Regions from separate parts of the Homo sapiens genome. Here region 2 is linked to region 1. A link is an interaction called in ENCODE POLR2A ChIA-PET data of the cell type or tissue named here. Cell type or tissue: Panc1. All regions are shown on one strand. Region 1 overlaps UVRAG (UV radiation resistance associated). Region 2 overlaps ARRB1 (arrestin beta 1).

Region 1 (2,500 bases):
AGGGCAATGCTTTTCACTCTCTGTGGGGAAAGACCAGTTGGCTGGAGTTTTTTTTTTCTTCATTCCATTGTGAACTGATACTTTTGTAAAATACAATGAAGAGTCACAATAACGTCAAATTGCTATAGAAGTTTTGAAACTTTTACCCTCACTTTTTCCACGTTGCTCACCACAGATTGTGACAGACAGTTCCTAGACAAGCAGCGGTCCAGACTACATTTTGAATAACAATGGCCTAGCTTCTTTCACCTTAAAACACATAGGTTTATCAGATATTTATTTTTGTTTGTTAGCTTACAGTCAGAAATTAAATTCACTAATGTTTTAACCATTTGTATACCCCTTGCTGTTTTCTTATACACTATATGCTCCCTTTGGTATCATCTTCTATGTGCATCATTCAGCATGGGTAAAGGGTCTGTGGGTAGTAAACTCTCAATCTTTATGCATTTAAAACTATCCCTGACAGGTGCAGTGGTTCACACCTATAATCCCTGCTACTCAGAGGTGGGACTGGGCAACAGAGTGAGACTCTGTCTCAATCAATAAAATGCTCTCTCACCCTCGCTTTTTTTTTTTTTCTGTCACATAGGCTAGAGTGCAATGGTGCGATCACAGCTCACTGCAGCCTCAAATTCCTGGCTCAAACAATCCTCCCACCTCAGCCTCCCAAGTAGCTTGGACTACAGCCATGTACCATGCCTGGCTAATTTTTTTTTTTTTTTTTTTTTTTTTTTGGTAGAGATAGTATTTCATTATGTTACCCTAGCTGGTCTCAAATTACCCTCACTCTTGACTGAAAGTTTACTAGAAACAATTAATAATTAACAGCGCATTGAAGACCTATTTCTTCTGGCATCTACTGCTGCTGATGAGAAGTCTGCTGTCAGCCTAATTTGTGAGTAATATTTCCTTTCTCGCTGGTAGCTTTTCAAATTTCCCCTTTTAGGATTATTCTTAAAGTTCTGCAGTTTCTCTAAGCTGTCTTTTCTCGGCCCTTTTTTTAATAGGGAGAGCCCCACTCAGCTTTTCGTGCTCATTTAGTGCTCATTTTACCCTGAAGAGCCCATCTTTCTGCCTACTTCTGGGCAGAGTGGCCAGAAGGCCCAAGTCTTCTGCTTCTTCCCACTTCTTTGTGTTTCTATTCCACTTCTGTTTGGGAGATGTTTATTGCCTTGGTTTCTTGTTTGTTTTAGGAAGGAATAATTCTTCTTTTTTTCTTTTTTTTTTTGAGACGGAGTCTTGCTCTGGCCTCCAGGCTGGGGTGCAGTGGTGCGATCTCGGCTCACTGCAACCTCCACCTCCTGGGTTCAAGCAGTTCTCCTGCCTCAGCCTCAGAGTAGCTGGGATTACAGGCACCCGCCACTATGCCTGGCTAATTTTTGTGTTTTTAGTAGAGATGGGGTTTCGCCACGTTGGCTAGGCTGGTCTTGAATGCCTGACCTTGTGATCCACCTGCCTCGGCCTCCCAAAGTGCTGAGATTACAGGCGTGAGTCACAGCACCCGGCCAGGAATATTTCTTTTACATTTCTCCGATTTCATCAATCCTTGCTTCTTGCTTGGTGCTGAGGAAGGTCTCAAAGTGTACACTTACAATGTCATCTTGACTGGAAACTCTGCTTGCGGCTTTGTTAAAAAAGACAAGGTTTTTTAAGGTTCAGTCTACATGTCAGGTGTTCATTTGAAAGCTGGTAAAGGGGGCAAGATCTGCTGAACTTATCCAATTAACAAAGCTCACTAACTGAAGGACAATAGGGGAAAGTACACCACTAATTACGATCATATATTCAATAAGCATGTACTGACCATCTGCTTTTGAATCGCAGCTCTGCTACTCAGGGAGCTGCGTAATTTGGGGAAAGTTACTTAAGTTCTCTGTGCCAACTTCCTCTTCTATGAAAGGCCAAGTGTGAGGTTTAAATAAGGTAAAATGTGTAAAGTGTTTAGAATAGTGCCAGCATAGAAGTGCTCACTAAATACTAGCTATTATTCCCGTTAGAGGGAAACACTTACTCTGCATTCCCATGTTCCCACACAGGAGACAAATGCCCCACTCCATTTCTCAGGAGAAAAGGTCATGAAAGGAGCATCTGCAGTTTCTCTGTGTCCTCCACTCACTCCTCTCCAGGACCAGCAGATGACTGATCTGATGGCTGGGCTTCAGAGATGGACCTGTGTGTGACTGGCTTAATTCTTTCCAGGTTCTCTCCAATCAGAAACAACCTGTCTAACCACGCATACAAACTTTGCTTCTGGCTTGGAGGCTCAGGCTTTGTTCCTATAAGAGGAAGACCTTGGTTTCACTTGTTTTGTTATTTTGTGGGGGAGGTTCAGTCCAAGAGGAAGTATATAGAAGGAATCGACAAGCCCTTTTAGTCACAGCAAACTCTTTTAGTCACATAATTTAAATCACATTTGTCCATCAGTTTTATTAGTAATAAAGCCAATGTTCTGATCTACATTTATCTATCACCTATCCTTTTTTTTTCTTTCCCCTCC
Region 2 (2,500 bases), 570 kb after region 1:
TGTTACCTGCTTGTAGGAACGCTCTGTGTTCTGTTTGCACTGTGATCTGTGTCATGGTAACCAAAGGAGTTGTGTAGTGCAGAGCCCTGCAGTTTCCCTGGCCAGACGGGAAGCTTTATGTAGACAGGGCCCTTTGCCCAAATCTGCCCTATTCACCATATGTCTGATGGCCAACAGCATCTGACACACAATAGGTGCTCAATAAATTCTGTTGAATATTCATAAGAAGATCTAATGTGTATTACTAGGTGCCAGACACTACACTCACTTAATCCTCAGAACAACCTGATGGGGTGGGCACTGCTATCATCCCATTTTACAGATGAAGAAACAAGTTGAGTGAGGGGAGGTCACTTGACTGATGCCCTCTAGCCGGTTCCAACCAAGGCAGACCAGTTCACTAGGATAAAAAAGTGAATGAAAGAAGGACCCCTAAATTCCAGCAGCTTCAAGTAACTCAGATGAGGGCTGTAAGGAAAACACAGACTAAAGTCATCCCATAAAGCCTCTCTCAAATGGTGGTGAGCATGTGTGTAAGGAAGGTGGTTTCCGCCAGCAGGGAGAGAAGAAGGAGAGAAAAGGCCCTGGACAGGAGATGGGTTACTTTGGTGGTCACTCTCCCCTTGGGCTCCAAGCCTGGCTGCCTACTTTCCTGACCACAGCTTCTGCCTCCCAGGCTCACTCTGCCATAATAGAGTCCTGAGGAAGAGGTGGGGGGATGGTGGTGGGGGGGGGTGAGCAGGAATGGGGTGGGATTTTCTTCCACGTGGGGTGGGATTTTCTTCCACGTGCTGAGGTCATACCAGAGGCCTTTGTTCTTACCTACCTGGAGGCCTAAACTTTACCTTGTGCCTCTCCTGAAAGGAAGGAGGGCAGGAAAGCAGGTGTGCAGGTGAGGGAAAACAGAGAACAAGAGAAGTCAAAGGATTTGTCCAAGACACATAGGTCCCTGGGAGCCTCTTAGCCCCCACTAGTGAGTGTATGTGTGTGTCTGTGCACGTGTGTTGTGTTGAGGGCAGAGGGGCAAAGATGATGTCTCCCTATTGCTCAGCTCCCATGGCCCCTCCTGTCTCCTCATCCCAGCCTCCTGTCCCACCAGAGGAAAAGGCCCCCATGAAGGCTTTGCGAATGGAAATGAAGTGTGTCCCAGCGCCCAGTGGTCTGGGAGTCCAGGGCCATCTCTGTGCTGGCACTTCCTCTTCTGGGTTCCTTGGGTTTCCTAGCAGATTCCAGGCTTTCCAGAGACTAGGATGAATTTTACTCTACAATGTTTTTGAGTTTGTGCGGTGCTGGAGCCAGCCCAGCTGAGGTCAGGTCTGAGGGCTTTGGGAAGAGTTGGGTACTTGAGTGGGGTCTCGAAGGAGGAATCGGAGTTACCATGTGGAGCCCATGGCCTCTTCCTCCTGGAGCCTTCAGCCCTTGCGGGAACAGAGCTGAGCAGGCCCTGATGACTGATCCCTCCCCATCTCTGGTGGGGCTATCCAGCCCCCCAAGCTTTCAGAGGCTCCAGCCTCAGGGCCACCATCCAGCCACCCGCCCTTGGAGGCCTCAGCTTCTTTCCCGCCTCCTTCTCCACAGGTCTCAGTCTGCTGGGGATTCTGTTTTGGTTGGAAGGAGGAGGCGGAGGAGTTTGCATGTCTGGCTCTTTCCTCCTTTCTCATTCCTCCTCCTTTCCTCCTGCTTGCTGATCAAGATGTTTCCTCCGCCAGCCTGGCTCCACTCCAGCCCCCTCCCCACCTTGGGCAGGCAGCAGCCATCCTCTCCGGCCTGGGGCTTCTGTGGGCTGTGGCTTCCCAGGGTGCACCCTTAATGCCCTCTTCACCAGTGGAGGGTCTGTAGGCAAATCCTTCAGGATGGGGGCACCTCACCTCTTCTCTTCCTCCTCTGTTGAAGCCCAAATCTCCTGGGAGAAGAGGCTGCAGGACCACTCCAGGGCTGCCTCCTGCTCTGGGGGGGACTTTGGTCTCATCCCTGTCCCCGATGGGGCTTCGGTTTCCTGGGGAGTTCACAGCCAACTGGGCCTCTTGACACAGAGGTACATAGCATGCTTCGTATTTGTTTGGTAGGAGTTTTGTGCTGCTTTGCCAAGCATCTTTACTCCAGGCCTGGAAGCACTGGGTGGGGGCTACCCTCCACCCCACCACCTAGGCAAGTGGCCTGGAATGTAGAATTTGAGTACTTCTAATTTTTCAAACCCCAAGGGGTCCCCCTGGGGACCCTTACGGTCCCTTTCCCTGTCTGCTCCTCCTGGCTTACAGAGCTTCACAGGGATGAAACCAGCGTACATCCTGGCCTGACAGAGCCCAACCTCGGCCTTGTAGCCTTAGCACCTTGCACTGTGCCTGGGGCAGGGCAGATGCTTATTAAATTTTTGTGCAGTGAATGGCTGGAGGAGCAGCCAGGAAATCGCAGGGTGACCTGATGGAGCAGTGAGGACGGACAAGGTGCTGAGGGAACACTTCCCAGAGCCCAACTGCATTTTGAAGGATGAGTAAGAGTT

What was found. ChIA-PET counts read pairs that join two places held together with the same protein. Peaks named below come from ENCODE experiments on the same cell type or tissue, not always from the same donor. Only the 100,000 strongest peaks of a DNase experiment are listed, where the experiment ranks them.
Region 2: POLR2A ChIA-PET joins it to region 1 with 7 read pairs; 2 of 35 experiments call an interaction of 5 or more read pairs at or near these places.

What each region holds. Positions count from the first base shown.
Region 1 is chr11:75,891,908-75,894,407 of GRCh38, reverse strand. The region is part of intron 5 of UVRAG (UV radiation resistance associated); the gene reads right to left. Among named protein-coding and RNA genes, the nearest start is that of UVRAG, 78 kb to the right of the region's middle. In Panc1, no CTCF peak of the experiment used is centred here; no DNase peak of the experiment used is centred here.
Region 2 is chr11:75,319,501-75,322,000 of GRCh38, reverse strand. The region is part of intron 1 of ARRB1 (arrestin beta 1); the gene reads left to right. Among named protein-coding and RNA genes, the nearest start is that of MIR326, 14 kb to the left of the region's middle. In Panc1, no CTCF peak of the experiment used is centred here; no DNase peak of the experiment used is centred here; H3K27ac peaks cover 2,344 bases.